6 separate regions of the Mus musculus genome follow, and all the other regions are linked to region 1. A link is a loop called in an ENCODE intact Hi-C map of the cell type or tissue named here. Cell type or tissue: left cerebral cortex. All regions are shown on one strand.

The links. Peaks named below come from ENCODE experiments on the same cell type or tissue, not always from the same donor. Only the 100,000 strongest peaks of a DNase experiment are listed, where the experiment ranks them.
Region 2: it touches region 1 in a loop (2.5-fold over the local background); 9 of 42 quality-filtered maps call a loop at or near these places.
Region 3: it touches region 1 in a loop (5-fold over the local background); 3 of 42 quality-filtered maps call a loop at or near these places.
Region 4: it touches region 1 in a loop (2.5-fold over the local background); 6 of 42 quality-filtered maps call a loop at or near these places.
Region 5: a loop joins it to region 1, with 2.7 times the contacts of the local background. A loop is called at or near these places in 8 of 42 quality-filtered maps.
Region 6: it touches region 1 in a loop (2.7-fold over the local background); 9 of 42 quality-filtered maps call a loop at or near these places.

Annotation. Positions count from the first base shown.
Region 1 is chr15:39,940,875-39,944,874 of GRCm38, forward strand. Lrp12 (low density lipoprotein-related protein 12) reads right to left here and starts at 3,120. Exons shown (of 7, transcript NM_172814.4): 1 at 2,730-3,120. The coding sequence starts at 2,808. In left cerebral cortex, a CTCF peak has its summit at 2,417; DNase peaks (open chromatin) are centred at 2,315, 3,162, 3,518 and 3,798; H3K4me3 peaks cover 2,467 bases; H3K27ac peaks cover 1,872 bases.
Region 2 is chr15:39,865,334-39,869,333 of GRCm38, forward strand. No RefSeq gene overlaps it. Among named protein-coding and RNA genes, the nearest start is that of Dpys, 9.9 kb to the left of the region's middle. In left cerebral cortex, a CTCF peak has its summit at 2,337 (motif pointing right); a DNase peak (open chromatin) is centred at 3,444; H3K27ac peaks cover 327 bases.
Region 3 is chr15:40,035,447-40,039,446 of GRCm38, forward strand. No RefSeq gene overlaps it. Among named protein-coding and RNA genes, the nearest start is that of Gm33251, 7.7 kb to the right of the region's middle. In left cerebral cortex, no CTCF peak of the experiment used is centred here; a DNase peak (open chromatin) is centred at 2,033.
Region 4 is chr15:40,112,671-40,116,670 of GRCm38, forward strand. All of the region lies in intron 2 of Gm33251 (predicted gene, 33251), which reads left to right. Among named protein-coding and RNA genes, the nearest start is that of 9330182O14Rik, 20 kb to the right of the region's middle. In left cerebral cortex, no CTCF peak of the experiment used is centred here; DNase peaks (open chromatin) are centred at 1,706, 2,085, 2,355 and 2,715; H3K4me3 peaks cover 495 bases; H3K27ac peaks cover 456 bases.
Region 5 is chr15:40,127,810-40,131,809 of GRCm38, forward strand. It overlaps Gm33251 (predicted gene, 33251), which reads left to right. Exons shown (of 3, transcript NR_155348.1): 3 at 377-1,173. Among named protein-coding and RNA genes, the nearest start is that of 9330182O14Rik, 4.6 kb to the right of the region's middle. In left cerebral cortex, a CTCF peak has its summit at 3,489 (motif pointing left); DNase peaks (open chromatin) are centred at 1,994, 2,206 and 3,464.
Region 6 is chr15:39,872,164-39,876,163 of GRCm38, forward strand. It overlaps Lrp12 (low density lipoprotein-related protein 12), which reads right to left. Exons shown (of 7, transcript NM_172814.4): 6 at 3,924-4,000; 7 at 1-715. Among named protein-coding and RNA genes, the nearest start is that of Dpys, 17 kb to the left of the region's middle. In left cerebral cortex, a CTCF peak has its summit at 1,624 (motif pointing left); DNase peaks (open chromatin) are centred at 26 and 1,651.

The sequences.
Region 1 (4,000 bases):
TCAGAGGACAGCTTTGTGAAGTTTATTATCTCGTCTACCTTATGTGGGTTCCAGAAATTGAACTCAAGTCACCATGCGCTATAGAAAATATCTTTACTACTGAGCTGTCTCAACAGTCCTTTATTTTTTAAGCCATACTCGTGTGTGTGCAAGAACATGTATATACGGAGATCAGAGGGCAACCATACATGTTCGTCCTCAGGTGCTGTCCATCTTTCCCAGACAAAGGTCTGGAGCTTGCCAAGAAGATTATACTAACTAATGAGTCCCAGGGAATCTGGCTGTCTCTGCCTTCCAGAGAGCATGTTACACTGCCCATTTTTACATGAGCTAGGGATGGAATTCAGGACTTCAAGAATTGTACTGAGATATCTCCATAATGTACGTATGTATGTATGTATGTTCCATGTTCACTCAAATGGTTCTGTCAGGGTATATCCACTATACATGACAACTTTAACACAGACCACACAAACTCTACTATTCCTATTCCAGTACAGTTTAGCTATTGCTACAGTTATTTGTTTTTCTTTTCCTAATAATATAAACCCAAATCTGGGTGAGGAAACAGAAACACCCGGGTGTGCACGCACTCGAGCACACCCCCTCCCACTCCCACCCAACACACACTCGTGCACACTCGTGCACAGCTGTACAGAGAATGTCCCTGGCTTCAGGACGAAGAGTTTCTTTTAGCTCTGTCAGTACAGTTCAATATTTTGCCCATCTCACTGCCTCTTATTTCCTTATCATTTGAAACTCAAGTGGTTGGAGACATCAACCTTTGGAATTATCACCTGACAGCTTTATAACCGTGATCCCACAATGGTGGAAAAAGGAGTTTTGGCCTTTGACTTCAATTCCTCACTGAACACAAACACCTTTGTAAAGTACCTACCAGAAGTCCACTGTGTATTATAAATGAATACATCAGGACCAATACTGCTTTACAGCCTCTTTATCTCTGAAGGCAAAGGATCTTTATTTCAAACACCAATGGCATGAGTTTTCCTGAAGACTCAACTTATTTATTTAGTCTGATCAGACATCACATAAACTCAATTCTGATAACAGTGCAGAGCATACACAACTGGACATTCCTAATCACCCTAGATTAAAGAGTCCTCTCACTCTCCTTTCTCCTGGGCCATTATACCAAACCTAGAGCAGGACTTACTCACCTCCAGGCTAGAAAACAAACAACATAATAGCTTATTGATCTCTGGTGTAGACCCAAACCCACAGGTCATCAGCCAAGCAGGGATGGCACTAACGGTGAACAGTCAGGTCCCACACAAACACATCACTGACAGTTACTACATCAAATGTGGATAAGCCCATCACCTGATCAGAACAAAATAACACACCACGTGTGAACTACACTGAAAATATTACTATTTCTTAGCCATCATGAAATGCCAATTTACATTCATTATATTTTTCATATAATGAGAATTCTCAAGGTTTGAAAGTTACCATCATATTTAATTCCACAGATAAATACTTTCGAGATAGGGTTTCTCTGTATAGCCCTGGCTGGCTGTCCCAGAACTCACTCTGTAGACCAGGCTGGCCTCGAACTCAGAAATCCGCCTGCCTCTGCCTCTGCCTCCCAAGTGCTGGGATTAAAGACAAATACTTTCAAAAGAGGTGCTACCATATGCTGGGGAATTATATGCTACAGAAACCACCGCCACTATACTACTGAATTAGTATTTGTGGCAAATGAAGTGGACTTTTTATAAGTAAAAATACCCGCCCCCCCCCCCGTAGCTTCTGTTTGTTTTTCTGGAGAAATCAAACCATTACTCCAAAATGGAAATGTTAATTGTGTTCTCTGCAATATCCATTCAAGGAGTTAACTCATGAGAACTAAGAATGGTGAAGTCAGAGCCCAAGCTGAGGTCTCAGTGGTGAGCAGTCCTCTTAATTTCCTTTAGTTCTAGTTCATACAAAGCACGGTCGTGACACACAATCAGACTGCAATCCGTAAAGTAGTGTCCCTAACCAGATCGCAGACCGGAATGAGGCAAGAGTCACAACAGCATCAGAGGGCACAGATGAAATGATAAGTGAACTGGGAGTCAAGGCAGACTTGTACGTCCCAATAGAGAAAGACTGAGGTGGGGCTGGAAACTATTTTCTGGCCTTCTCTCCAGTGCAGCTACTGGGGAACGAGATCCTACACGCCCGAGACCCACAGAGCCCCAGGCGCAGAGGTGGAGGGGTGGGAAGGAAGCAATCGGGGTGCTTTTGGAGGGAATGGGGACTAAGAGAGATGGGCACGACAGCAATTTCACTGAGAAGAGAACTTCCTGCCTCGGGAAGGATCTGGGACAGGACCGTCCCGGAGGCGACCTCCCCTTCGTAGTCTCACGGTCACATCTTTGTGCGCGAGGACTGTACAGCCGGCAGCGAGCGCTAGAGGAGCGAGCCGCCGGGGGCCTCGCGCCGGGCTGGGGAGTTTTCCCGCACGCCGTCGCTCCGCAGGGACCCCTGGCTCGGACCGGCCCGCCTCCATCGCTCCGAAGGATCGGCGGCGGCCAGAGGACCCCAGCATCCCCGCGGGCAGACAACCCTCCCCGCACCATCCCGCGTGGGTCTTTGTCCCGTCGGCAACCCAGGTCTCCCCGGGTCGCCCAAGCACAGCCCGTCCTGGAGGCCCGGGGGGCCCCCGGGGTCGCCCCAGCTTTGTTCGGTCAGAGGGGCGCAGGGAGGTGGACACTTACCGTACACCCCAGCGAGGAAAAGCAAGAGCCACGCCGACCCCCGCCGCTGAGACTCTTTTGTGCTCCAGCGACGGGCCATACCCACGGCAGATGGAGGGAGCGAGGAGATGGAGGAGGAGGAGCTGGGGCCAGACGCCGCCGCCGCCGAGCCCCTGGCTGCTCCCTGCGCGCTCCGCGGCGGCGGAGGGGGAGGGGCGGGGCCGCCCGCGCGCGCTCCCTCCCGCCGGCCCTGCGTCGGTCGCGCGAGCCCCTAGCGGGCCGGCCTTCCCGGGGGCAGGGACGCGCAGCGCGCGCGCCAGCCGCAGGCGACAGGGCCGGCAACTGCGGGGCTCCGGCCTCGCGCCGCACAACCAGCCGGCGCCGCCACCCGCCAGACTGAGCGCGAGCCGGCACCGGCGCTCATCCGTGCACTCGGCAATCCCCTGGCCCGCCTGTCTTGGTTCCCGCCCCGCGCTTCCCTGGACTCGGCCGAGCTCGGGCGGATTTCGCCGCGCCTGGAGCCGGAGTAGCGAGGCAGTGCCAATCGATGTGCGAGCACGCGAACGCCGGCCGCTGGGTTCCAGGGGCTCGAGGGCTGGAGTGGGGAGTAAGGAGGGGGGAGCGGGACGGCGGGGATGTGCTCTGACCGAGCTCCGCCGCAGTCCCCGGCCTTGGTGTTGTGCCCTCCCCGGAGATCCTCTAGGCTGATGAGCTACGCGTGGAGGGAAGAGGGGTGGGAACTTAGAAGTCCGTTGCTAAGACCCCCGACCTTGCCGGCTCCGCTTGAATTTGGCTCTGAAAGAGTGAATGGGTCGTAGGTCCCTGTGGATAACCTGATGTAGAATCTCAGCCAAAGGATCTGGGGATACATCCGGCCGGGCTACAGGGTCTGTGCTTCTAATCTGGCAGGGAAGACGCAGGAGACCCTTTTGACACTCGGGTGGGGTGGAGTGGACCTGGGACGTGGAAAGAGGGATATCCCTGACCCCCCCCCGCCCCCCCCCGCCCTAAGCCTCTTCTCAGCTCCTAACAAGTATGACACTTCTTTCCCTTAAGTACCCATAGAGCTTCTGTCTGTAGTGACACACTGGCACTTCCACCTTTTTAAAGTGTCGTCTGCACTGTTTTGCCTGCTGTCCTTGCCATTTACAGGCACTGTCCACTATTCGCTGAAGATCAGCAGTGCCCTATGCTGTACTGTTGACACAGGCTATCTTTGTTTCCCGACAATCTTGTGAGATGAATATTATCCACGTTTTAGATAAGCTAATGAGACTCAAAGAGGTTAAATT
Region 2 (4,000 bases), 76 kb before region 1:
ACAGCCATCCTACCGATTGTCAAGCGTTTGTTTCCTAATCTTTTTTTAATACAACAGAATATTTCATTATGTGACTATTCAAACCTAAGTAGGAAATATATCTATTGATCTCTAAGTGAAAATGCAGCGTAGGAAGAATTAATTTGAGTTCTGAAGTTATACTGCATCTGATACCAGTGACAAAGTCACTTGCTGATGTTCATGCTGATATATGGATGCATGATGCTGATAAATCTAATAAATAAATAATGGGCCTAAACAACAAACTCCATGATCATCTCAACAGATGCAGAAAAAGCCTTTGGTGGCATCCAACATGCTTTTTCAGTGGTGAAGTGTCATTAGGTTAGAAGGGGAGGGAAAAGATTACAGTCCAGGCAATTTGACTCCAGACTTTCAGAGGCTATATTGCTGCTTCCAATAGATTTTGAACTATCATGTAGAGACAGAAGTTATTTTAAATGTAGTTGAAAAAAAGCCCTGTGCATCATTTGTATTTACAACATGCCAAACTGTTTCTCTTAAGTTGTATACCGTTTTGTGTGTGTGTGTGTGTGTGTGTGTGTGTGTGTGTGTGTGTGTGTGTGTGTATGTTTGCTAGGAAATAGAACTCAGGACATTGAAGCTGTAATAAGTTAACCACTTTAAACTCCCTGGAGGGTGTGTGTGTGCTCCTTGTTTCCCGACCCAATCCCTTATGGATTCCCCCCAAAAAGACACACATACACAACCTTTTATTTTAAATACCTTAAACAGCTCAATTGGTGGGTCACTCCCTAACTCCATGAGGCTAACACCCACTCCCCTCTGATATTCCTGAGTTAATACTTACTAAGTTTATATTTTATCTTTGCTGCCCTGGCCTCTGCTGGGCAGCCCTTCTGGAGCTGCCTCCCCCCACCCCATTGACATGTCTGCAGTCTCTCCCTCCTGCACTTTGCTGCATGGTCTGCCTCCTACACCCTTGTCATGCCAGAACCCCCTCTTCCTCGTTCCTTTCCTGGGAATCCTAAATGTCCTGCCCTGTGTTTCTGTCAGCCATTGGCTGCTGGTAGCTTTATTGACCAGTCAAAAACCAACTGGGGACAAGCTGCTTTTAGTCCTATGTGCAGGACACTGCAAACAGGTTTTTTTGGGGGCAACATAACTAGCATGAGAACACAATGCTATAAGACCTAAAACATGTCAGGCAAGAATTATGACACTTAGCTACATTCCTATCCAATGCTGGGATTTTTTTAAGTTCATATAATAAATAAACACAGGATGCAATCAATATGCTTAGTAGATGAGAGTGGAGCTGATTTGATATGCTTTTAGCAAACAAGCTTCTTTTGGAGACAATAAAACTGTTTTTCTACTTATAATAACATTATTATAACGTTATAATAGCATTTCATTATTTTTTAATGTATGCCACAAACCGTTTGCTGCGTCTGTTACTGATTGTGGAGTTGATCTTTCTCTGTGGGATCTGGGTTGACCTTAACGATGTAAGAAAGCAAATGTGGAGAAGTATGCTAGGAAGTCTGCAACTCAGATCTACGAGACCTGCAGCTTCTGCAGAGGGTCGCTGACTATTTCTAGATCTCAGCTTCTATGCTGTAGGAAGCACAAAGACCCTGGGATAGCTTCACTCGCAAGACCGCAAGCTCTCTGAGTTCCCAGCCAGCAGCCAGCAGCCAGCAGCCAGCAGCCAGCAGCCAGCAGCCAGCAGCCAGCAGCCAGCAGCCAGCAGCCAGCAGCCAGCAGCCAGCAGCCAGCAGCCAGCAGCCAGCAGCCAGCAGCCAGCAGCCAGCAGCCAGCAGCCAGCAGCCAGCAGCCAGCAGCCAGCTCTTTCTGATTTGCAAGATGGTAGTTGCTGTAAACAGGTTTGGGACAGTCTGCCACACAGCAGTAGATGGTCTGAGGCCTTTACAAGTGTCTGTACTCACAAGGTAGTGCTGATCAGTTAGGATGAGCCCAGCCCCCCCAAGCTGTCCTCATGATGATCTGGGACCAGTGCTTCTCTCAACTGATAAACTTAACGTCTCTTGTGATTCATCTTTCAACTGTTGAGTCAGACATGAGTAAGGTTGAATCTTAATCTTGCCACTATTGCTAATCAATACTTGTATATTCATCGTAGGATTGTAAAGTTGATAGGACTGGACCAATGATAGGTACTTAAAAATAGGCTAATTTGCCTAGAAAATTCCATCCCATAAGGAAAAAGCAAAAATAAATAAAACAAAATCACATTTAGAGGCTGGCACATGTCTTTTTCTAGTACCTTTGAAAAGAGGCTTATTTATGTATATGAGTGATCTATCTGCATGTACACCTGCACACCAGAAGAGGGCACCAGATCATATCATAGATGGCTGTGAGCCACCATGTGAGTGCTGAGAATCAAACTCAAGACCTCTGCAAGAACAGATAGTGCTATTAACCTCTCTAGCATTTGTACAAGAAAACATCACATACATGACTGCGGCCAACCACCATGCACACGTGGCTTACGGTTTCATGTATGTGACAGCAGGAGGATATCAGAGGTGAGGGCAGGACAGCTCTTTCTTGTGTTTACTCAGACTCCACTCAGCTCTAAACCCCCATAAAACGTCCTTTCCCCTTTACCACCTCGGAGGGAACCCAAGCCAATGCTCACTTGTGATCGTTTAACTTGTCATGAATGTGCTACCCTCGCGAATTCAAGGAATCCAAGAAAAGGCTGCTCTCCGCTGTCTCCCACTGGCCTGTAAACAGGGCCCTGAACAAAGCAGGAGGCACTGTACTAGAACTGACTGAGAGAGCAGAGAGGCTGGAGGGTAAGACATGAACACTTGTGACTGTGGTGGGCACTCAGTAAGCAGCAAGCAAACTGGATGTACTTTCTTTTATTCCTTTTCATTTCCAACTTAGGTGAGTGATGGGGAAATGACAGTAGAACTGCTGGGACGTGAGACCCTTGGGTATGCTCCACCCTGGAGCCCGGGCAGGGGGAGCCCATAGAACCCTTCCTTCCTTCAGATACATCCATTTTGTTTCTGTTCTTTGCCAACACTGGTGCTTGATGATAAACTGGTAAGACCAAGTGTTGTATAAAAATCCAAACAACAAATGTACTATCCATTCAAATGTGTGTTATGTAAAAAGAGAATTTTTTAAAAAGTGCTCAAAATATTTAGAGGACGTAGAGAGAGGTAAGTTCCCTAAAGACTGCTTTTGATGTCTTAAAAAATGAATATTCACGAGACCAAGAAAAAAAAAAACCAAAAGAAAAAATTCTATCAAAATCCCTACTACCTCTGAAAAAAGCAAAGTGAACAGTGGAACGTTATCTTTAACGCTCTCGTGTTGAAGAGGAACCAAAGTGAGCGGTTAGGGACGGGCAAAGTCGAGTGGTACAGCGTTTGCTAGAACAAACTCAGCAGCAACCCCAGAACCAATGGGCGCCTGCTCTGCATCAGCAGCTGCGACACTGGTGCTTCTAAGACACTCAGCCCGAGAGGTGCTCAGAGCTAACTCCAGGCTCGCTCTTACACATATATGCACACTAATAACCAAAGAAAGGGAGTCGAGGGATATGGGAAGGGTCGGAGGGAGGAAAGAGAGAGGAGATGAGTGAAATATTTAAATTGAAATATATTTTAAAAATTAAACAACTAAATAAATGAATCACTAACCCAGGGAATTAGGGAAGTGTAACAAACATATTGAAGTATGAATAACTAAAAAGCAAACTACGCCACAGAATATACACACAGAGCATAGCATACAAAAACGGGACAGGCCCACTTTCTAACGTATTCCTCCCGGAAAGGCAGGAGTCTATGCTGCTCAGGTCGACTCACGCTTCGGAACTCCAGGGTAGCAGGGTAGCCACGCCACACGACCTAGATGAAGGAATTTACTCTGTATGGCTTAAAGTTACAGAACACCAAGAGAGTCAGATTGGACTGAGGGAGAGGAATTGGATGTGCTTCCCCATGGCCGTCCAAAGGGCATGCGATAAGGT
Region 3 (4,000 bases), 95 kb after region 1:
CTTGGGAGCCATTCTAGCTGGGAAATACCAGGGAATGGTCCTGACCAAATCCATCTTTTGGTCAATATTTACTATTTAATAAAGCTTGCTTTAAATTTGGCCCAAAATGGTGGAATTGTTTTTCTCTGGCAAATCTCAGGATCCACAGTAGCTAAATTGGTTAGTTGAACAATTATAGGAGCTTGGTGTTAGGCCAGGCCTTGGGGCGGGGGTGGGGGTGGGGGGTGGGACGGGGGCTGGTTTCTTCTGACAAAGAGGAAGATACCAAAATTTTGCTGGCTATCCATGAGTTTAACAGTGTCTTATCACAGAGGGTGATGGTGGCTTTCAGTTTATGCAAAAGGTCTTGTCCCAGTCAGTTCTCTGTTGTTAAACACTCTAAGCTACCTCCAGGAACTGGGACCTACTTATACCTTTACATATTTTAAAATTTTTATAACTTTCTCTTTAATATTTGGGGCTGACTTGTTAACATATTTTTAGCAGCTATCTTTAAACCTTTTTAAAATGACCTAGTAAAAATTGTTTAAAGTCTTCTTGATCAGTGTTGGTCAGAAAATTCATTATGTCAAGGTAGTGTTGCTGCCAGCAAATCCCTGCCGGGCCAAGGGGAAGTTTTTCTATGTCCCCCCCCCCTTTTTTTTTTTTTTTTTGTTTTTTGTTTTTAGAGAATGGTGGGGTTCTCCCATTATACAGATTGTTGGTGAATAAGGAGACATAAATCATGATAGAAGAAGGAATGGAATGTCCTTGTTTTCTTTGGAGCCAGCCCAGGGAACTTTTCCCCTTCCTCTGAGCTTCTTAGAGCAGATGCAGAAAGGAGGGAATGCTCACCTGGGAGAAACTATTTCCCCACTCCCTGTGTGAATTCAACTTAGATGAAGGGGCCTTAGAGGAGAAGCCAACCCCTCCCACCTCCACCCAGGGACCAACCCTGACCTTGAGCAGGAGCCAAGCAACAAAGCATGCAAACACTCCTGCTCCAGGCTGGAAACAAGTGCAGGGTTCTTGGGTTTCTCTGCGTAACTTGGGAGAACCAAAAGGATTCAGGTCTCCAGCAAGAGGGAGCACAGGTCTTAAACTAAGTGGGGGAAGAGAGGGTCTCATACCAGAGTAAGCCACTGGTTAATACAGTGAAACAAAAGTGATAGAAACACACACACAGTAGAAACAACCAGGGGTGGCTTCCACATATTTATATACCTGAACAGACAGAACGATCTATGGCATCTCATATGGATCCTGTACACTGGATCAGCAACCTAGTCAAACCTTTTCTATGTGTTCAAATCGAAGGCATCTTATCAGACTTACCTTGGAGTTGACAGACCTAATTTGTTTCTATGTGGGGTGAAGGTGTCTGGTTGCTCTGAAATGTTAGGCTGCAACCGATCAAAGGGAATCCTGAGGACCAAATCTCAGGCTGAGACCCCCTAGAAGTTCCTTGACCATTGCCCTCTTCCCAGCTCTGAGAAGCTATGAGACCCCCTGTGTCTCCAAGTCAGGTCTCTGGGGATCTCCTTGGAACCTCCAGAAACAGGGTAGGGTATTCACCAGAGAAACTGCTCAGACATGAGTTTAAGCCAATAGAAAAATCTCTCTTGGCCAGTCAGAGACTAAACTGGGTGTTCAAGATTCCAGTGTAGCCCCAAGCCTTTCTCAGGGTGACTTGTAAGCACACAAACCATGTTACACTTACCACATTGGGGGGAAAAAAACTCTTAAATTGTCAGAAAACGGAAGAGCAAGTAAGTGGAGGTGGTGATGGATAAATATAGACCATGCTGCTAATTGTCCAAATGTTCAGTGACGTCCAGTGGATGCATACGTGGTCTGTAAACAGCTCCTGAGTAATTTAGATGCTCCATATCAATAGCCCCTATTTACTGGGACTTTTCAAAGAGCGTCACCCTGCATGCCTTGCTCTGGAGAACGTGATGGTGAAGAGAAAAGTAGCCCTTCTGAGTCACCCTGATTATCTTAAAACAGCAACAGCCACCACGGCAGGGAGATGCTGGGTGTAGACACACAGAGCTGCTGCAGACTCCTCACGTGGGAAGCTGGCTTGACGCTGTCAGAGGCACCCCCACATCTCATCAGCAAACAGTGCTTAAACTTTGCCTACTCTATTTCTGTAGCAGACTAACTTTTCTTAAGGGACTCCTGTCCTTTCAGACGTGATAGTTTTATAGAGCTGATGTTGGTGCCCAGAACAATGTGATATACTGAGTCGACCACTCTGTAAAATATTGTTTGATGTGAACTAAATATGGTGTGAAAAGTAACAGAAAGGGTTCATCAGCATTTCTTAGTGATAGAAAGTATTCTGAGCCTTTTTAAGTCTAGGCATAGTTGTTATGTCCAAGTGATTGGACAAAATGGATTATATACAAAATCCATTTAACAAATGTTTACCATCACATTTGATTAAAAGCTTGGAGAGGGAGGAAAGACTCTGTATAAAATTATATCAAACAGAGCCCTTACTTGCATAGAACTTACAGTCAACAGTGTTAGGTGGACCAGAATAACGTTCTGCTTTAAGGGGTTGCATAGAAATAGTTGGGATGTCCTTAAACACAGTTCTGTTTTATAAACTCAGAGTATTAGACAAATGCAGGAAAAATAAGATCAGAGCCTGTGGTCTGAGGAAGCTGAAGGAAAGAAAGAAAGTAAGCAGGCAAGCAAACAAGCGTAAGAGGAAGGAAAATGGAGACCAAGCATAGCAGCATATACCTAGAACCTCAGAATTCGGGAGGCTAAGGCAGGAAGAGTAAAGAGTTCAAGAACAGCCTGGGCTCCTTAGCAATATCCTGCCTCAAAAACTACATGCAAAATAACTAACATAAAATATAATATAAAAGAAAACCAGGATTGGGCATAGTGTTTTCTGAAGACAGAGGAGCATCTCTGGGGCTGTAACTCCTCCCACAGGGAGGCTGTTCTGGGGCTGTAACTCCTCCCACAGGGAGGCTGTTCTGGGGCTGTAACTCCTCCCACAGGGAGGCTGTTCTGGGGCTGTAACTCCTCCCACGGGGAGGCTGTTCTGGGGCTGTAACTCCTCCCACGGGGAGGCTGTTCTGGGGTTGTAACTCCTCCCACAGGGAGGCTGTTCTGGGGCTGTAACTCCTCCCACAGGGAGGCTGTTCTGGGGCTGTAACTCCTCCCACAGGGAGGCTGTTCTGGGGCTGTAACTCCTCCCACAGGGAGGCTGTTCTGTTCATTTCCCTGGGTTATCCTGACTCAATACTTGTCTGCCCACCTCTTGCTGAGTTCCTTTGCTGGACTTTGAGAATTGTCCAACAAAGGCAGTGCTCTCATGTCCTCCATGTTTCACAGAAGCCTGCTGCTTGGGCCAGCTCGTGGGGCTCGATGTCATAAGAAATATTTGTACTGGACTTTCTAAGAAAGCACATGGGTTGGCCTTGGAGGAGTCTGTTTGTCTGGACAGTTAATGATTCTTGGGAATGCAGAAGAAGTATGGGTTCCAGAGTCAATAGTTAAATGGAACCTCCAAACCTAACAGCCACTGGGGAGGTTGACAATCAGGACTTGGCCTGTTTTATGGTTTTCAGGCGACAAGAAGCTATAATCATCTGTTATCTCTCAGACTCTTCCCAAAAGGTTTACAATCATGCCATTTTGATTTTACTTATTTTGGTGGTTTTTTTTTTTTTTTTTTTTTGGTTTTTCGAGACAGGGTCTCTCTGTATAGCCCTGGCTGTCCTGGAACTCACTTTGTAGACCAGGCTGGCCTTGAACTCAGAAATCTGCCTGCCTCTGCCTCCCGAGTGCTGGGATTAAAGGTGTGCGCCACCACGCCCGGCCTTGTTTGTTCTTTTTCTTTTTAAATTTACTATTTTAATCTTCTTTTTAAAGTCCAGACTTTATTTCTCTCCTGGTCCACCATCCAACTGTTCCATATCCCACACCTCCTCCCTCTCCCCTTCTCCCAGCGGACGTCCCCACCTCCAGCCCCCACCCCACCAGACCTCCTCAC
Region 4 (4,000 bases), 170 kb after region 1:
GTGACTGAGGCTGTCAGTCAGGCCTGTGGAGGCTCTGTGAGGAGGCAGCCCCTGTACAGCAATTTCACACTGGATACAGTGTAGACAACACATGGCAGGCCAGGGAAGACAGAGGAGAGAAATGAAAGCCAGTCTTTGAAGCTGCCTGGAGGTATACAGATGTCACACGAGAGAAATCAGATGTAGGAGAGACAGCCCTGCAATATCCCTAATAGGCAAACCCACGGAAACAGAACCGGAGGCAAGGGTGGAGTAAGGAGACGGGGTCAGTCTTAATGGATGCTAGGAGACATTTTGCTAGAATACAAAAAGCACATTTATACACACAAACTGAAATGGTCATTGTATATGTTGGTGAATACAAACTTAATCTCTCAGCAGCTTCTTCAGCCAAGCCAAGGAATCACTTGAGCTATATGTGAATATTTTTTCAAGGGGGAAATGTCATATTAAAAATAAGCTCACTTCATTTATAAAAATCAACAACCGCTGACGACTCAGTACTAAAATGTACTAAACATATTAAAATGTCTCTGTCTACCTATGGGGAGAGGGATGGCTTCCCCAGGAATCAAGATGAACTGGGTATCCTCCCCCACAGAATTTCTTGCCTTAAGAAGTGGTATAGCTTCAAGCAAGGGGAAATGATCTCACAAGGACAGATATGCAAAGGCTGGCCATTGCGCTCATGTAAAGTAAAGCAGACCAATTTTCATGACTAATCGAAAGGTGAAAGGTCTTGTAAGGGATTCAATAGTTATACACTGGGGTATCCCAGAGTTTTTGGTACAAATATTCAAAATCTGGGCTTAAGAAGCAATGAAATAGACTGGTTGAGAATCATTTTCAGAATATTCTCTCTGCAGAAATATGTGAATGCATACCCATTTTAAAGTGAGAAAAAACAGTCTTGAAAAAATGCATAGTAGTAGGTAGAAATGCGGTGTGTTGCATAAACATCATAAGTGTCTTGCAATCATGAAGCTATTAGAGTGATTTGGTTTTTACAGTGGAATTCAGGCTGGGGATGTAGCTAGGTAATAGAGGATGTGTGTGTGTGTGTGTGTGTGTGTGTGTGTGTGTGTGTGTTCTGGTGGGGGTGTAGTGGGGGATACAATTAGTTTGTGTTGAAAAAAACTAAAAAGTAATAAAAGTATGTTCGTGGCATAAACCTGAGAACAGATTTCCCCTTTTTTTCCTATGCTACAACCCAACAGCACTTATGCATAGTTTAATATCAAGGCATATTACATCTTATTTTACACTGACTGATTAATAGCTGAACAGATCAGTGGAGAGGCTTTGGCTCCCGCTGAGCTCACAGAGTTTGATGGAAACCGCAGGAGGGGGCCTGCTCCTGACTTCAGCCCAGGCCACCGCTGGGTCCCCAGTGTGTGCCCGCCTGCTGTGCTTTTCAGGCATCTGGAGTGTGCCTTGGGTAGCATGGCCTTCCATCTACCTCAAGGGTACGGGGAGCTTTGTGGTAGAACAAAGGAAGCTATGAATGTCTCCTTCCCCCGAGAATGAGCAGTTCGTTATATTCCCAAGGTCCCATTTTCAGACTGTTCTCCGAAAAGGGACATCTGAGAGACTCCTTATCTTTTATCCTCAGTGTAACGGAAAAATACTAACCCGAGGAAGTGGGCCGTGAAAAGCTGTCAGAGCCTGTCTACCTTTGGCTTTGATAATGACTCTAGAACCTCTCCTCAACCCTACTGAGATCTGACTCAACGTGGGGCGAAGCCAGAAATACCAGGGTGTCTCAGGAAAATAACAGAACAGCCCGGGAGAGGCGGGGGGGGGGGGGGGAGAGGGGAAGCCTGTGATTCGGAGCGGGGTGGGTGGGTGGGGGCAGCAAGAGGCATAGTCAGCTTAGGCAAAAGGGCCATAAAAAACGATGTCTTTCTCAGAAAGTGTAGATGGCTAGATGAAGAAGGGCCTTGCTTGTCTCTACACGTGGGCGGGGTGGGTATCTCGAGGATAGGAAAAGCTGAGGACACCTAGTGATACGCAAACTTCCCTCCGCCTCTGCCTGTGGGCTTATTAGCAGCCAGGCAAATCGGTGTGCAAAGAATAGCTTTGCTGGATAACAGCTGGGGAAATGGCAAATTATGCAATTTTGCAGGCGCACACAGACCCGCAGTTGCACTGAAATCAAATTAGATGAGGCACGGGGCTAGGCAGTGCCAGCGTCAGGGCTGAGGGCACCCCTTTGCCTAGCTGTTCAGGTCGACTCTGTTCTGAGCTGGGGACGCCTCTGTTCGTGGTGGTCTGTGCTGCGCGTCCTAAGCACCCAAGCCCACGGTGGTGTTTACTCGCCTGTGTGGTGTGAAGAGGACGATTTAACTCTCCACCTTCCCCCTCCAGCATGCGGTATTGATTTTCCACCGTGATACAGAAAGGCCTTTCTTCTAAGTACCTTTGGAGGCAGACTTGGCTGTAGAGCCAGCTTTGTGAGCGAGGGCCTCTATTCAGGGAACACAGAAGGGCTTTCTCAATTGCAAGTTGTGTTTGTGCAGTATACTAGTCATAACAAGTTCCTGTTTGACTCTTAAGTTGTTCGTGAAAAATCCAACCAACAGATTGAAGCTGTTTGTTGCATCACTCGATCAGTCTAAACAAGTCCCGCAATTAGAGTGGCTAATTAATACCTATGTCTATTGTGCATCCGAGCTGACATTCTGAAGGTGTTGCCAGTTCAGAAGTGTAGAAATAATTACTCTCTAAAACTGGGCAAGGAGGCGGCTTTCCATGGGATTTCACGTTGAATATGCAAATGTTCTCTCATTTTGAAATGTGACTTGTGAAAAATTAGGAGCATTTGAAAATTCTCCAGCCTGGAACTGATTTCATATGGAGTTTATGTTCCTCCCTTGAAGCCATAAAAGGCTTAGCAGCAGCAAGGTAAAGGAAAAAGAAAATTAACAAAGCCATCCCTTGCTCCAAAGCGGCTTAGTCTATAATATGCTGAACTTGTAGTCTTGATAAAGCTCGGAATTGGTGTTTCATTACTTTGGATTCAAGTGCCTAAGTTCCCTATCATTTAAAAAAAGTAAGCATAAATTCTGTTACCTGGATTTCAAATTGTCTTTTTATGTCACATACAGCCAATACCGCCAAGTTCAATGTGAGATGACAATATACTTTTATATCTGTAAATACCATAATATATAATACTGAAATATAAAAGAAATTTCAGAGGGCTAGTATGTAGAAAGATATGACAAAGGGAAGGGAAACTGATTTATAGTCATTGATTCATTTGGGATCAATTGTCTGAGAAGTCATTGAAGGACTACATGTATAATGAATGTTACTCAAGGCAACTTTAAACTGAGAAAGTCTGTCCTTAATCAGTTACTGATAGCATCTAGTTCCTGAGTATATAGGGCCTCTGATTTACTTGGGATGATACTAGTTACTGTATTTTGTAAAGAAAAAATGAAGAAAAAAAAGTTAGGTTCCATTTTGGTGATGGCAAGCTTTAGACAGTGAGCAGAAGAGAGCTCAGAGGGATGGAAGGGATGCGAGCCTGGAAGGCTCAATCTCTCTACAGCAGGTAGAGCAGGCTAACATGTCTGTGAGTGAAGACAGCTGTATATAGATGGAGCATGCAAGAGGACAATCATTTTGAGGAGGTTAGTGTGACACCTGAGATGACATCATTATTTGAAGTCACAAGTGCAGTTGACAACAGCCCATCTATCTCCTGGCTTACAAGAGAGTATGGCCGCTAGGAGCTCAATGAGTGGAGAGGGTCAGGAGACTACTTCCTCCTGACTCCAAGGGTCTGATGGTGCTCTTAAGTTTTGTAACTTCAGCAAGATCAGGAGCTGGTACAGCCTCTCTGGCTTACCTACAGAGCTGTTTGCTGTGCAGGGGAAGGAAGCATTCAGCAGACAGGCTTTCCCACCCCCTGCTGCGCTGCTCTGGACTACCTTTTAGAAGAGGGTGGGGTTTGAGTCTGTCAGGGAGTCTGTAGTGGAGAGACACAGCATTG
Region 5 (4,000 bases), 190 kb after region 1:
CGGAGAAGCCAGTCTTGAATTTTCCAGGAAGCCTTCCCCATTGGCTAGCCTTTGTAAAGCTGCAAGGTGCTTTGCAGACTACTTGGGGAGAAAAGACATCAGTGGCCTTTCCCAGCACTGGACCTAAAATACTGACCTGTCAGGCGAGACATGCCCAGTGGTGCAATAACGGAACAGCTTCTGGGCTAACCCGCTATCCTCCTGACTGAATTTAGTCTTGCTCCACAGGAGGGAATTCATCTGGTCCTATATAAGCACGGCCAGACTTCATGGCTAGGGAAAGTCTTTAGAGCTAGGGGAGACTCTACTGATGCTGTTTTTCTAAATGGTCTGCAGTTAACAATTGCATTCTAAATATTTATGTTTATATCCACAGCCCTATGCCTACTTATCGTCTTTGTTACGGAACATCACCCGAGGACTCCATGTGGTCAGCGTGATCTGATGTGTAATCAAGGCTAACCACTTTTCCTGAACCAAATATTGATGCTGAATCAAGCCTGAGTATATTTGCACTGACAGGAGGCACTGAGACTCTGAAAGTGGGACAGGTCTGGAGCTCTGGAGTTATGTCACCAGGGAAGCTAGGGCAACAGAACCCTGGACATGTGGGTCCGAGATCTAGGTTTAAATCCCATCTCCCCTGATACTTCTTATTGCTGTGGGTGGTTCCCGTAGAGGCTCACTGCTTCTCAAAGTGCTGAAAAGAAGTGAGAGTTCATCCTGGATGGGACATCTCTACCACTCTCACCCTTCCAGGGCTCAGGGAACATCTGGGAAGAGGGGCAGAAAGAACGTAAGAGTCAGAGGATAGAGAGTGTGATGGTGAGTTTTATGCCAATGTGACACAAGATACAGTCACTGGAAAGGAGGGAACCTCAACTGAGAAAATGCCTCCATAATACCTGGCTGAAGGTCATTTTCTTAAATAGTGATTGATGGGGGAGGGCCCAGCCCATTGTGGGTGGTGCCATCTCTGGACTGGTGGTCTTGGGTGCTCTAAGAAAGTAGACTGAGGAAGCCATTGGAGAGCAAGCCAGTTGGCAGCACCTTCCATGACCTCTGCTTCAGCTCCTGCCTCCATGTTCCTCTCCAGTTAGTGTTTCTGTCCTGTCTTTCTTTGATGTTGAATGGTGATATGCAAGTGCAAGCCAAATAAACCCTTTCCTTTCCAAGTTGCTTTGGTCATGGTGTTTTATCACAGCAATAGAAACCCTGTCTAAGATGGGATGGAACGGTGTGCAATGCTGTCCTCTGGACATAACACGACTTTCACACACATGAACCCACAACAGCCTGCACAAGATCGGGCCAATTAAAAATTCCAACATGGAAGGCAGTGGGCCTTCTGAATCCTTACCTGTACCTGAGGAGCTATTGGCAACTGATGGCTTTGGGGTGGGAGAGAAGAGTCCCTGGTAGATTGTCCATGTCCCAGTGGATGACCCCACACCCGTGGCCATATGGGCAGCACTAATCAGACTCAGTAAGTTAGTAAGAGAAAGTAAGCAAGCAAGCAAGTGAGGAAAATAGATTTAAAAGAGCCCAGGAGGTCTGAGGGGGTGGGGAAGTGGAGGAGGGTGGATATGATCAATACACATTGTCTACATGCATGAAGCTGTCAAAGAATAAGCCAAAACTATTGTCAAAAAGATGCCTTGAAAAGAAAGCTCAAAGAAACGCATTCCTCATTGAGATAAGTCTAGCCTTTTACCCCTTAACTGTGTCTGGAAATCCCTGATCCACAGGCCAGTAAGGTGAGGGGCACAGGCATCCTCTGACAGACACATAATGGGAATTGGTGCGGACACTCCTCAGGAAGGACGGCACACAGCACAAGCTCCAGGGGTACAGCTCCAGTGACGTTCAGTAAAACACTGCCCTGGGGCTGTGCAGAGAGGCAAGACAAACAGCCCGTGCCACACAGTTGGATGAAACAGTGCTCTTATCTCAAGGCACTTAAAATCAGTCATGTATGGTGAAGGAGTGAGGCAGGCATCAGGGACACCGTGGAGCTGTTTAAGGCAGACTGGAAGCTAAATATTACTTCTGTAGTATTTCTCAATATTGAGAAGTTGAAAAACATGACTTTGTACAGAAGGCAGCTCTGACCATGAACCTTTAGAGAAAACTAGAATCAGCTGTGGATTAGTGTAGTCTGCTAAAAAAGGAAATGGATCTCTCTTGAGTATATATAGGTGGTGGGCGGGTATGTAGCTTAAACCCCACGCAAAACAAGTCTAGGAGTGCTTACACACACACACACACACACACACACACACACACACACAAACACATATGCAAGGGAACCGAAAGAAAATTATAAAGAATTTGCCTGAGGCTTTATTGCCAATAATGGGGACACTGGGCTCAAAATCAGACCCATTTGCTGTCAAAACTTGTGTTCTGTAAACCGATACTAATGTCAGTGCAGGCAGCAGAGAAGGAAGTTAATGGACACTGTCCATTCTGTTCATATCTGGCTTGAAATATAATAGCCTAATGTGCATGGGAAGCTGTGAATCGCCTGCAGTCTAGAGCCTCTTAGAACAGGTAGGAGCAGGAGGGCAGCTTTCAGTCTTGAATCCATGATTTCCTCTCACATATGTGACCACAGCAGTCTAGAGATGGTGTGTACCTGTGCGTGCGCGTGCGTGCGCGTGCGTGCGCGTGTGTGCGTGTGTGTGTGTGTGTGTGTGTGTGTGTGTGCGTGTGCATGCAGGTTCTGATACAGGAATGGAGCACAGTGACTCCGGCATGGTCCCCCTTCTATTTGGTTTCTTTATCGTCAACAGTAACTTCCCTGACAAGCATATGATTGTTTTTGCAAAGCAGACACTGGGCAGTACTCTGTGTTTATTAGGGGAAATTACCCTGGAATCATAGAGTGGGGCAGAATTGTGAAAGGATGGGAAAATGGATCCTTATAAGGGTGATCTTGACGTAGCCTCTGATGTTGAGGTTCAGCTTCCCTGTCATCTTTTGAAGAATATGAGGGATGTGCGTCAGGACTTTCCGGGTGAGAACAGCGAAAGGCGGCCCTGTCTATCAGTCCTTACCTCGCCCCTCCTCCAAAGTGTTACTCCCTCTCGTACTCAGAATTCCAGTCTACAGCTAACAAGATAATAAAGAAGCCATCAAGGAACGCGGTGCTAACAATAAATAGGTCGCAGTGAACGAGTTGGGCGCACTGCAAGCATGTGGTTGCAAGGGGCAAACAGGCAGCCTGCATTCTGTAGACGCAGGAATCACAGACCAACGGTTGTGGTTTCTTATCTAAGACATTTATGATCTCCGCACAGATTTTATGTAAAGAGAACCTTGTAGCATGTGGCCTTTGCGTCTGGCTTCTTTCACTCAGCATAGTGTTTTCAAGGTCTCAAAACATAAATTCAAAAGAAGTATTTGTTGCTGCTGGCCTATATGGAATTGGAAGGTGGATCGCCTTTGGAGATCTCACTGCTTGGAGAACAGCGGCCCCTGGTGGCACAAAAGTGAACTGTTCTGGCTCAAGGAGGAACGCCAAGCCGACCTTGAGGGGGCAAATAGTGGAAAGAAGGTTCCCTTTTACAAACCAAAATAAGTTTTAAGACATTTAGCTTGCAACTACTGACGCAGGTTTACTAAAACAGGGTTTCTAGGGTAAAAAACAAAACAAAACAGTAAAACCCGTTAATAGCAATCGCTGGTCATCATGCTGTTGGAGGGGTCTGTGAGATAAGTATATGGGACCTTTTGCATGGCTCACAATTACTGCAGCAGGACTTCAGGTCTGCATAGACAAGCTCCAACGAAATAACAGGGCATTTGGAGAAATCCATACTTAAAGTTGTGTTAAATGACTATAAATTAAACCTAAACACTGTCTTGCTGTTATTTCCACTATTAGTAGCAATCAAGTGTTTAAGCCCTGAAAATTGCCCTATCAAAATTCAAGTCTATGGCTAACAAGATAATAAAGAAGAAACATATTCTTATCTTAATAAGGCTACATCAGGCC
Region 6 (4,000 bases), 69 kb before region 1:
TGTGTGGCTGTCTAAACCCTTGTACTTGGTCTGAGGCAAGGTCAAGAAGAGGTCTGGAGCAGTCATTGGCATCAATGTCCGAAGCTCCGTCTGAAACTGGAATTAGCATTTCGACGTCATCGTCGTCTTCTCGTCCACTCACTGCGGTGTCCAGCTGTCTCAAAGGACTCCGGTTCTGGGTAGTGGAGCTCGATCGACCTAGTGTAAAGCGGACCCAGCGCAGGCCCTGAGTCATCCGACTTAAAGCACTTGTGAGCTGGTGACGTGCTGGGCTCACACTCGGGGCTTCCACACTTGACACTTCCCTTCCATCTGCATGGCCACCTCTGGTGCTCTGAGCAGAGGAATTCCCACCTGATCCCACTGTGGCCTCCACGGCGGTCGTGGGAGGGACCTTCTGGGGCAACGGTGCTGCAACCCCACCCGATGCTCCCGCCGTATCCCTTCTCTCATTTTCTGTGTCAGTGTCATCGGACTCCACGGAGAATAAGCTTCTGTGAGGGCGACTCCTCTCAGTTTCTCTGCTGCTGCTCTGGCTAGGGACAACCTCATCTCCATCTCCCGAGACCAAAGCCAATGACCCTGAATGACGGGATCTTGCAAAATTAAAAATACGATTCCAAATGTTGCTAGATCTGCCTGTCATAGGAAGCCTGATTGAAGTAAATCCCAGCTGAGATCGGACAGCTAGCCTCAGGTTTTCTAAAACGGAAGCCTGCAAGAGTAAGAAAAAAGAAAATAGTGAATAATGAGGTATTAAGATGAAAAACATTCTTTGACTCACTGTTACTAGGAACAGCGATGAGCTAAATTAAATTCACTTACCTCTACAGGTCTACTCATAGAGAATCTAATCTGTAACTTAAATCCTAACTCTACAGTGACAGTTTTGTCAATTACAGCAATTATAAACCACAATAATATTCCAATCCTACAACTGTACCAAGTCTGGAAAATAGATACACTGAAAATTTCTACCAGACGTCACTACATGACTCGTTTATGATTATGCTCCAATATTCTCCTAAAAACTTACAGTTAGGCTTGAGTCACAAGGCTGAACTGTCCTGTCAATGTGGGAATCCCATTTTACAGAGCTAGATTCCAAGGATGGAGTGAATGAATCCCGAGGACGCCGTTTTACTGTTTCAAATAAAGGCCTGAACATACTTGTAATACAGACTAGAATATATTTGGATGCCTTCTCAAGTTTTAAGAAATAAGCTTTTTTTTTCAGTTTAGGATTAAATATAAACCATATTAGTCTTTAAAATTGATAATTTAAAAATTTACAGACTTTAAAAATATGGAATGCTTCACAACTCAATTAGCACACAATGAAAGTATGTCTCGCAACTAGAAGAAAACCTAGGGGCCAGGGAGACGGCTGGCCAGGCAGAGGTAGGCGCTTGCCTCCAAGCCTGACCACCTGCGCTCGATACCTGGAGCCCATAAGGAGGAGGACAGAGAACAGACTCTTGGCAAGTTGTCTTCTGACCTCCACTGGATGGCACCATGACAGGCAGCCTCTTCCAAACACAACGTAAATAGGTTAATTAAAAGATAAATCATTTTGTCTAGATGAAAGTGTCAGGTGAGTTTTAAATAGTCTTCAAGCTCCACCTAGTGGCTATAGACTTAGGGCAAGCATAGCTTTAATGAACCTCACACTGAGCAAAACTAAGCCAACAAAGGTTGGTGATTCAGTGCTCAAGGCCCAGCCTCTCACAGAAGCAAGAAGGAAGTAAACAGGCAAGCACAGTAGCCAGTGCTCTTCCCCTGTTTGCCATGTGCATACAGTCATGCCTGTACAGTCTGAAGCAATTCAGCAAACACTTAGAGGCTATCACTGCAGGAACGTTTCTAGCCAGCTTTAGTAAAATACACATCACCAGTAAATCTGGCTATCAGCATACATGGACTTTCAGTACAAATGTGAAAGGTCTTTTTCTTTTGCCAATTAAGAAGAATCTAAATACAAAATTAAAAACTAATAGTAGTTCAAATTTAGAATGAACATCTCCATTGACCACTCCTAGTGCTCAGTATTCAAACCACTGTCACGTGAGCCCGAGCTTCTGACAGACCCTCACCTCGCACACTTTCTACCGACGTTACCATTACTGTCAGTCACAAGCAGCAGGCAATCTCTGCTTAGTTAAAAGCCTGTTAACTGAAAAGTTGCAAATTTAACATTAGATTCTGTAGGGAGATGTCACAGTAGTTTGGTGGATAACTGTCTATTGTTTCACTTGTGAAGTAGTAATAACTGACAAGAAAGTATTTCTAGTTTGTACTAGGAACAAATTACAAAATTATTTTCTTTTAAAAACTTATGGAAAGTTGATAATTTGTTACCAGAAATTTCAAATGTGAGAATTTGGCCTCATTAAACAAAGTTCAACAACTTATGTTATTTAAAATGCTGTTTAAATGGAATTCTTAATACTTTGTGGCTCTAGAGAATGAAGCAGTATGGAATAGACTTCAAAGTTACCTTGGCTTTTGGGACAGAATCTCTATACACTTGGAGTGCCATGACTGACAGAAAAGCTGTCTCCATTGGGAGACTGGCAGGCAGCTACAATCCTGTGACCTAGGGTGGGGCTCTGGTGATTCATGGTAAGGGGACAGTTTCAGCAGGGCTACAGACAGACGTACACTAGCCATATCAGCAGGGCTACAGAAGTACACTAGCCATGTCCAACTGATCACAACTGTATATGTGAGTCTGGATGGGGACTTGGGTGAGCATCCTTAGTGGGTAACAGCTATGGAATGTTGTCCCACAGCAGTGTTCTGCATGGGGCTGTCTGAACTCTGCCCCATGAGCCTCTTCCCTCAGTGGTTTTTAATTCATATCCTCTCATAGCAACAGGGTCCGGCCATGGGCAAACAGCTCCAAGTGAGCCCTTCAGATTCTTTTAGTGAGCTGGCAAACCAGAGGGAGCTGGAGAAGCCAGCTTGCAAATGGTCCTAGCAGTGAGCAGTCACATCATTTGTGCTCCTACTAGCTTTCCAGAGCACAGTGGCAAGGAGGTGATGGTAGCCAATGGAGGTAACCACGGTCTGTCACCTATCTTCAAAGAAATCGATGGTGGCAGTGCCAATGACAGAAACTATAATCGAGTTTTTTCTATTTTTTATATCTAACAATTTGACCAGTATAAATTCTGAATTAGAAACTACACCTGAAAAAATTAAAAATTACATCTACAAATTGTCACTGAGGATTTGAAAGAATATCCAGCTAAGGTGACATGTATCAGAAGTGAAAGGATGTTCAATTTAAAAGAGTTAAGGCTCTAAAAAACTAATTTTTCCTAGTTCTAATTCTGAGTCATTTTTATAAATGTTTGTGAATATATTTAAAATTTAAATGCACACAAATGCTTATGACTAAAATAAGCTGTGGTACATTTTTATAGCTTGAAATGTTTTTAAAACTTCCTGAGAACTTTGAAGAACCAAAGAGTATGAGTTACAACCAAAAGAAAACGGACCAAATTCTTAAACACTAAAACCCAGCTTCAAGTTCTCCCTTAAATTAGGGGCAAATGTTCACTCCTCTTCAATTACTTTCACTTAAAATGGGTTGCTATGCCGTAAGTAATGTGTTAGTACATTAATTTTACCATTCATTCTTAAATCTCTAAATGTTCAATCAGAAAATTGGCCAAAGGTTTTAAATTTCAGTTCACCTGCTCACTTATCCCCAAAAGGAAAATGTCTCAGAATGACAGTTTTATAATTATAAAAATCAGAATTGTATAGATTCTGTGAAAATGTAATACAATTTATAAATTCAGTTGTCCATATATTTAATATTTGCATGATTGTGAAAACTCCTAAAGTTAAGAATCCCTGCTTTACTACTTATAGACTTTAAAAGAGGATGAAACAGATTAGAATTCTCATTATACCTGATTAGGTGAACAGACAGGAAAATCTTCTACGGGTGGGATTAGTCCCTGAGCGATCAACTGTCCATATGAGGGAG